Regions from separate parts of the Homo sapiens genome. Here region 1 is linked to region 2. A link is a contact called in ENCODE Hi-C or POLR2A ChIA-PET data. All regions are on one chromosome and are shown on one strand. Each heading gives the region's core, a stretch centred on a gene start or an enhancer-like site at or near the end of the contact. The rest is flanking DNA. Distances are from core to core; before and after follow the strand shown. Region 1 holds the start of BLM (BLM RecQ like helicase). Region 2 overlaps CRTC3 (CREB regulated transcription coactivator 3).

Region 1 (4,443 bases), core at 391-2,890, 97 kb before region 2:
TCACTCATTCCAGGAATGACTATGAAAAAGGAAAAAACAGATAAAAATTTAAAAATCAAAACAATAAACTATCACTCATTCCCCTTACCTTTTTCCCTTCCCTTCCTGCTCATAGGTAATACCACCTGTCCTGAAGCGGATGTGTAGAACTTCCCAGCATGATGATGTTCTACTGCACATCTAACACTTTTCCTGATTTTTTAACTCTTGGTTTCCTCAGTAAAACGAAGGAAATAACTACTTCTCCAGGTTACTGATAGGACTGTAAACTATACTTATAAGGTACCTGTCATGGTGAGTGGCATTGAAAGTGACACAGGACCCAGAAATTTCATTTCTTCCCAGTAGATTATAAGCTACTGTCTGACAGTATAAGCAGCCCAGCTAACAAAATGTTGATTTAATTAATTCTATTTACTATTCCCCAAACAGAATACTTTTGCCTACCCGCTTCTTCATCTTCTGATCTCTCATGCAGTCTCTCGAATTCCTGTCCCTTAATCTTGACAGTGACACACCAGTGTTATTTATCTGCATGGGTGGCACAAGGAGCTGTCAGTCACCTGCTCCATCTCACGCCATGAGGTACCTAAAGTTCTGTGTGACCTAAGGACAGGTGAGGGCTATAGGAGAAAGCCTAATGTTGTGGGACATACTTTAAAATCAGGCGCTTAGTTCAAATCCTGTATCTCTAGCACTTAATCACCAAATGCTCTTTCTGTACGGAGACAACCTCTTTGTACTTCAGATTCTCCATGTCTAAAATGGGGACAATTTCATCCGCTTCTCTGGGTAATGATAACAGAACCCTTACTGTGTACTATGTAACAGGTAGCCTTCGAAGCATTTATTATTGCATATATTAAGTCGTTTAATCCTAACAAAAACGCCAGGAAGTAGAAGAGACCATTTCCCCCATATGACAGACGAAAACCAAGACACTTAGTGTTTCAGTAACGTGCAGTAGACACAGAGCTAAATGTGAAGGAGCCAGAATTCGAACCCAAGCAATCTGATGCAGTATTCTTAAGCACTTCGCTTTGCTGGGATATCGTAAAGCTACAGTTGTAAGATCAAGGGTGCCAGGAACATGGCACACAGTAGACACTCAAAAACAAGAGTAGCCCAGCTCGTGATTATGGAAGGCCACAGAAAAAGTACAAAGTGTTTTCGTTGTTCCTCAGGAGGGACACGGAGGTAGTAGTGCCAGAGGTCTGGGCTGGGATTACTCTGTGCAGGGCATCATGTTACGCACTGGAGTATATGGGCAACAACATGCCAGGTCCTAGCCCATGCTCGGCCTCCGACGCCCCGGGAGACCTTGGCAGAGTTCGCCCCCGCCCCGGGCCTCTGTTTCCCCATTTGGGAACGTATTTATGTATCTGCTGTCCTCCCAGGATGTTGGCCAGACTAGAGGACTCAGCGGGCCGAGGCGAACCAGTGCAGGAAACGGAAGAACCCGAGCGGCCTCCAGCTCCGGGCCGGGCCGCCAGAGCAGGGCTAGATCAATGCGGACCGACCCGTAGTTACGCGCGCGGTACTCACCTCGCACGCAGACTCCTAGCGGACGGAACCAGGATCCAAACTTCCCGCGCCGCAACCACGGCCGCCGCGCCAAGCCCTGGCTCACTTCCCGCCGGAAGCTTGCCTATTCCGATTGGCTGCTTCCTGGGGAAGCCGACCAATACTGTCGCACTCGGACATCTGTTCCCGCCCCCTCAGGCTGCTGGGGCGGGGTCGCCGTACAGCGCCGGGAGGGACGCGTATCTCCAAAGCCCAATCAGAGTCCGGACGGGAGGGTCAGATGACTACGGTTACATCTCGGGCTTCCGGAGCTAGTTGGGTCTTTGTTTTTGGTGTTTTAGAGTCGGTGAAGGCTTTAAAGGAAGTAGGCAGCTGGAACCCGGCTGTGGCGGGTTGAAAAGCCCGGGCGTTTGAGAGCTGAGACTTGCCAGTTCCCACAGGCCAAGCCAGGCGTCTGCACCCCATTCTCTTGGTTCCGACGGTGTGTCTCTGCGATGTTTTGGCGGTCTCTCCTCTCCATCCCCTTAATAATACTGGTCTCTGTTTCACCCGTACCCCTCTACACGAGCAGGTGCAAATTGTCATTGAACCGGGAAAGTGGGCACACACTCAGATGCCTCCATGGACACGTGAGAAACCATGCTTCTGTTTCAGCCTATTGCTGACACGCGGGAATGTGGGCCCTGTGATGCCAGATCTTACTTTCTTTCCTTTCTTCCTCTCTTCTCCCCTCTCTACTTCCTTCCCTCTCTCCTTCCCTCCCGCCCTCCCTCCTCTTTGTGTGTGTGATAAAATCTATCTAACATAAAATTCACCATTTTTAAGTGTACAGTTCACTGGCATTAAGTACATTCACATTGTTGTGAAACCATCACCACTATCCATCTCCAGAACTTTTTCATTATCCCAAATAGAAAATCTGCCTGTTACACAGTAACTCCCCGTTACCCGTTTCTCACAACCCCTTATAGCCGATATTGCACTTTCTGTCTGTAAGTGCGAGGTACCGCATATAAATTGAATCATACAATAATTGCTCTTTTCTGATTGGCTTATTTCACTTAGCATAATGTCTTCAAGGAGCATCTATGTTGTAGCATGTATCAGAATTTCTTCCTTCTTGAGGCTAAATAATATTCCATTATACATGTATACTACATTTTGTTTATCCATTCATCCATATAAATGGATGCTTGGTTATTCCCACCTTTTGGCTATTGTGAATAATGCTGCTATGAACTTTGGTATACAAATAATCATTCTCCACATAATACGCAGAAAGAGTTTTCTAAAATGTAAAAATCTGTTCAAGTTACCTCCCTCCTGAAAATCTTCTATGGTAAATTGAAACCAAAATATGATACTATTAAACACTCCATAGAATAGCTGAAATGAAAAGACTGACAATTCCCTTAGTTGCAAAGATGCAGAAATGGGACTCTCATACAGTGTTGATGGGAGTGTAAAATGGTACAACCACTTTGGAAACATCAGTCTCTACTGAAATCAAATTTACCCCTACCCTATACCCCAGAAATCCCATTTCTAGATATTTACCCCAAAAAATGAATGCCTTTATTCACCAAAAGACTCATAGCAGCTTTATTCATAATAGCCAAAGGGAAAAAACCCAGATGTCCACCAATAGATGAATAGATAAATTGCAGCTTATTCATATAACTGTATACTACTGTTGAAGAATAATTTTAATATCAAATATAATACAGATATAAAATAAATGTTAGAGATTTTATTTAACTCATTAATGAATGAGATATCCAGAAAGATTACAACTGCTTCAATGGAAAATTCAAAGTACCACACACATAGTCAAATGAGGAATAATGAAATAACTACAAATATATACAAAAACTGGCAGAACTGATGAAATCCACAGCTTAGTAATCAATTGCATTCTACTGAAAACAATTTGCATTTCTTTTTTTTTTTTTTTTTTTGAGACGGAGTCTCACTCAGCCGCCCAGGCTGGAGTGCAGTGGCGCAAGCTCGGCTCACCGCAACCACCATCTCCCAGGTTCAATAGAGTCTCCCGTCTCAGCCTCCCGAGTAGCTGGGATTACAGGCACCCGCCATCATGCCCAGCTAGCTTTTTGTATTTTAGTAGAGACAGGGTTTCACCGTGTTGGCCAGGCTGGTCTCGAACTCCTGACCTCAGGTGATCCGCCTGTCTTGGCCTCCCAAAGTGTTAGGATTACAGGCATGAGCCACCGTGCCCGGCCACAATTTGCATTTCTATAGACAAGAAGTGTCTATAGTTTGTATAGTTGTTCTGTAGCTCAAAGACAGTGAAAGGTTTAGAGTCTTCATAGAATCAGACATCCTAGAAAAGTAAGCTGGACAGCTGGGCACCTTGTTTTTCAATGACACCCAGTAATCATTTTTTTGTTGTTTGTCTTAGATGGAGTCTTGCTCTGTCACCCAGACTGGAGTACAGTGGTGTGATCTCAGCTCACTGCAACCTCCACTTCCCAGGTTCAAGCGATTTTCCTGCCCCAGCTTCCCGAGCAGCTGGGACTACAGGTACGTGCCACCACGCCTGGCTAATTTATTGTATTTTTAGTAGAGATGGGGTTTCACCATGTGGTCCAGGCTGGTCATGAACTTCTGACCTCAGGTGATCTGCCTGCCTTGGCCTCCCAAAGTACTGGGATTACAGGCTTGAGCCACCATGCCTGGCCCCAGTAATCTGTTTTAGACCATTTCAAAGCTTTTCTCAGTTTTTTTCTGTATTACAAAGTAATAGGAGGATGAACTACTGGTACATACAATATAGATGAAGCTCAGACACTATGCTGAGCACAAAAAGAGGTAGATAAAAGAGTATATAGGGCCGGGCGCAGTGGCTCACGCCTGTAATCCCAGCACTTTGGGAGGCCGAGGTGGGTGGATCACGAGGTC
Region 2 (4,237 bases), core at 28-2,527:
AAAGCAACTTTCTCTACCTAAGAAACACCTGCTTTAAAACTCTCCAGGTTGGCCAGGCATGGTGGCTCACACCTGTAATCCCAGTGCTTTGGGAGGATCACTTGAGACTAGGAGTTCAAGACCAACCTGGCCAACATAGCAAGGCCCTATCTATCTTTAAAAACAAAACAGGCTGGGCATGGTGGCTCATGCCTGTAATCCTAGCACTTTGGGAGGCCAAAGTGGGTGGATCACCTGAGGTCAGGAGTTCAAGACCAGCCTGGCCAATATGGTGAAACCCTATCTTTTCTATAAATAAAAAAATTAGCCAGGTATGGTGGTGCACGTCTGTAATTCCAGCTACTTGGGAGGCTGAGGTAGGAGAATCGCTTGAACCTGGGAGGCAGAGGTTGCTGTGAGCCAAGAGCATGCCACTGCACTCCAGCCTGAGCGACAGAGCGATACTCCATCTCAAATAAATAAATAAATACAAACAAACTAACTAAACAACAACAACAAAAACCTCTTGAGGGCTAAAGTACTGCAGCCCAATTCTATAATGTTAGGCTTTCAGAGCCTGAAGGTTATCTGATGGTTAAGCCAAAATTGATTCTTGAGGAAAATGTTTGTTTTTGTTTTTGTTTTTGTTTCCAAATTTCCATTTTACCAGGAAGCCCCTGAACCAGACTAGGTTGAGGGAGACTCCCTTGAGGAAAAGCTTGCCCCTTCCATGGGAATGTCCTGCACCTCTCGGCGGCCTGTCTTTTGTTGGGCATGCGTCCTGGCAGGCTTGCCCACTTTCTGAAGCAAACATCAACCCGTGGCGCAGCTCAGCAAATCACCTGAGTTTACGTTTAACCTGCCAGAAAGAATGTCTGAGCTCCAGGTACTCAGTAGAGAGTGCCTTGACTGCGCTGCTGTGAGATACTCACAGGAAGCTCTGTTGGGGGAAATCACATTCAATGACTGCTTGAAGTGGATTTAGTTCACCCACTGACCCACTGGTGATTGTATGTACTAAGTCAGATCATGCAAGAATCCCATTTCCAAACCACATTATTTTGGCCCTGCAGCCTTGCTGTTTCTGAATTGGCTTCAGTTCCAAGTGGTGGGACTGCTCTCACGGACACTATGATAAACAGCCCCAGGAAGCCTCCTTGGGGCTCTCTCAGGACACAGCCCATCGAGTTCCAAGGGGTCCTCTCTGTGAACCTCCCCAGCAGCTGTCTGTACCGTCCCACGCAGCACACCAGCCGGCCCTCCCAAGGCAGTTTCTGTTAAGGCAAGGGCCTCATTATCTCTCTCATCTCCTCGTTCTCTCTTAGACTCAACTTCCTCATGAACTTCCTTTTTCATTTGCTTGTACTATATTTTTGTAAGTTGTCTCAAACCTTTTAGGGAGTGAAGTTGCATACTATTAAATCCACTAACAAATTAATGGTTTCATAGAAACTTTTTTGTATTGCAAATGGAAAATATATTTATCTTCCATTTATGTTTTTAAATTGTTGTAAAATAAATATACCATAAAATTTACCATTTTAACCATTTCTGTGTGTACAGTTCAGTGACATTAAGTACATTCACAGAAACTCTCTTAATTAACTTCTGTGCCATTAAGCTGCCAGGTGAACTGATGCTTCCCTTTTCCCCTGGCCAGGATGTCACCGATGCCCACAGCCTGCCACAGCTCGGGGCTGGTAGGCTCCTCTCGATTCCTGCACGTTTCTGCTTCTGACACTGCTTCTACCCGGAGAGTTGTGTATTTACCAAGAGTCAGTTGTGTGATTCTCAAACATACTTATGTAAGTTTTGTTTGTTATTATAGTCATGTAATTTAATTAGTTTAAACAGATGAAATATGAGTATCAAAAGAGAGTGGCTGTTTTTATGAAAATGCAGTTGACTTTCAATTTATGCATAGCAAGTTACGTTTCTGAGAGTTCTGTAACAAAGCAGCGAGACTTTTGGGAAAAACCTTCAGGATAGTCCCTGAAACACGAACAGAAAGAATATTACTTACTTGCCACCTCCAACATCACAGGATCGAGGGCGTCCTGACAGGGACTGAATCTGAGAAGAGACAATGAAAGCTGGGCTTACTCGCTGTAAAGCCAAATTCAAGTTTTTGAAAAGTGTCTTCGTAAGGACCTTGAGGCTCTAGTGGGCGCAAGTGAGAGCTTGCGTGTCGACAGAGTCCTCACACAGCAGCCTTTTAGGTTTTGGCATGACTTTTTTAAACTCAAACTTCCAGGCCTAAGGGAGGCATAATATTAATACATTTTCCTAATTTGATGCCTTATCAATTTACCTTCTGGATTAACATTAAAAGACCAATGTTTTACACATAGAGCTTTTTACGGAGTTTCACTCTTGTCATCCAGGCTGGAGTGGCAGTGGCACATCTCAGCTCACAGCAACCTCCGCTTCCTGGGTTCAAGCGATTCTCCTGCCTCAGCCTCCCGAGTAGCTGGGATCACAGGCATGCACCACCACACTCGGCTAATTTTTGTATTTTTAGTAGAGACGGGGTTTCACCATGTTGGCCAGGCTGGTCTCAAACTCCCGACCTCAGGTGATCCACCCGCCTCGGCCTCCCAAAGTGCTGGGATTACAGGCATGAGCCACTGGGTCTGGACGACATAGAGCTTTTAAATAAACATTTCTTTTCCAATTGGCTTGAGAGGAAATGAAATAAATAAAAGAAAAAAGCAGGGTGAAAAAAGAAATGAATGTCAGAAGAAACTAAGCTATTTCAACTAGAATATAAGCTCCAGACGGACAGGAATGAGTATTACAAATCCACAAGAACCAAGGGAGATGAACATCTCTTTCCAGAGACCAGTCCCTGGTACTCAGGGAGGAGGGCACACCACTGCCCTCTTTGGTGGAGAAGACATAGTTATCCTCTGATAAAAGCCTCCACAACCACATGTGCCTCTCACAGCCAAAAGACAGTGTGGTTGCTTCTCCTGTGTTTAAATATGTAAATTTTAAATCATATCTCTTTTTTACTTCCCAAATGATTAAACATCAAATACATCTTGCTTTTACAAAAAGCCTTTTAAGACAACTAATGCTAATGGTGACTCTGGTAGACTTGGCAGAAGAAAATGGAACTGGGCCAAAGGGATCCTAAACAGGTGGGGATAGTTAAGTACACAGGCAATACAAACAATTGCAATAGAGCATCCTTAAGGGCTGGAACAGATTAACTGTTTTCTTTCAAAGTCAACACAGCTTCCCTCTGGGAAGAAAGGCCAAGGCAAGTACCGTGGGACCTCCCCTTTCTTCCACAGTGGGTGAGGTTTAGAGAGCCGAGGTGGAGGTCAGCTAGCACAATTTTAGATACAAATTCTCAAAGGCGCATGGAAATCATAGTAAAACAGATGACTTGTCTACTGACTCTTGGAGGACTCAGGTCAAATGCCCTTGAGTTAAAAAGAGCTATCTGGTATACCAGTAATTCTGGACAGAAGCTGGAGACTGGTATAAAGTGCTGGCTAAAAAAACAGAAAAATCTGCCTATGACTTACAACCAGGTTTCAGAGCTTTTAGCAAAACAAATAAGATATGGAGGACTTAGCAGGGTTTTTTTTTTTTTTTTAAATAAGTCAATTCATATGAAAATTAGTAAGCCAAGAGATCAATGTGCTAATTCATTGACACAAGCGCGATAATTTTTACTTGAAACGTCCTTCCCTTGTATATTCTTATCTCTGTTCTCAGACAAATCTTCTCCTTTTCCCCCAGTTCCTCTTGCTTTCACCTCTGCAGGATTTTTCAATGACCTCTAAGTACAAACATTCAGTGACAACAAACATAGCTGAGTACTGTTCACCCACCTCCTTGGTCTCCCACAGTTGTTTTGGCAGTGGCTTCGGAACATTTAACAGATTCTCTTCTTTCAATGGGCCAGGGAAAGATGCTACTAAAGGGAAAAAAAAAGCAGCACAGTCATTGCATGAGAAGGCAGGAATCCAGGCCGGGCACGGTGGCTCACGCCTATAATCCTAGCACTTTATGGGGCTGAGGCAGGAGGATCGCTTGAGCCCAGGAGTTTGAGACAAGCCTGGGCAACATAGTGAGACCCCCGTCTCTACAAAAAATTTAAAAATTAGCTGGGTGTGGCGGCTCACACCTGTAGTCCCAACTACTTGGGAGGCTGAGGTGGGAGGTCTCCTTGAGCCTGAGAGGCTGAGGCTGCACTGAGTCATGACGGTGCCACTGCACTCCAGGCTGGGCAACAGAACAAGAC

The links. Hi-C counts contacts between places; a loop is a spot of excess contacts on that map. ChIA-PET counts read pairs that join two places held with the same protein, here RNA polymerase II (POLR2A). Pooled maps may share reads with other maps.
Region 1: a pooled map shows a loop between it and region 2 (6-fold over the local background). The contact joins the promoter of BLM here to the enhancer-like site in region 2. A Hi-C loop is called at or near these places in 1 of 168 maps with a recorded cell type or tissue (endothelial cell of hepatic sinusoid), 1 of 37 single-sample maps with no recorded cell type and 7 of 50 pooled maps. POLR2A ChIA-PET finds 5 or more read pairs at or near these places in 5 of 52 experiments (H1, OCI-LY7, activated CD4-positive, alpha-beta memory T cell and 2 more).

Annotation. Positions count from the first base shown.
Region 1 is chr15:90,714,543-90,718,985 of GRCh38, reverse strand. It overlaps BLM (BLM RecQ like helicase), which reads right to left and starts at 1,640. Exons shown (of 22, transcript NM_000057.4): 1 at 1,546-1,640. CRTC3-AS1 (CRTC3 antisense RNA 1) reads left to right here and starts at 1,846. Exons shown (of 4, transcript NR_120372.1): 1 at 1,846-2,005.
Region 2 is chr15:90,617,556-90,621,792 of GRCh38, reverse strand. CRTC3 (CREB regulated transcription coactivator 3) reads right to left here. Exons shown (of 15, transcript NM_022769.5): 8 at 3,825-3,910; 9 at 2,003-2,052. CRTC3-AS1 (CRTC3 antisense RNA 1) reads left to right here. Exons shown (of 4, transcript NR_120372.1): 4 at 1,640-1,784. Among named protein-coding and RNA genes, the nearest start is that of LINC01585, 41 kb to the left of the region's middle. RefSeq lists an enhancer at 938-987. Within about 2 kb of position 1,277, at least 5 of the 41 ENCODE cell types and tissues checked have a DNase peak (open chromatin) inside an H3K27ac peak, as active enhancers do.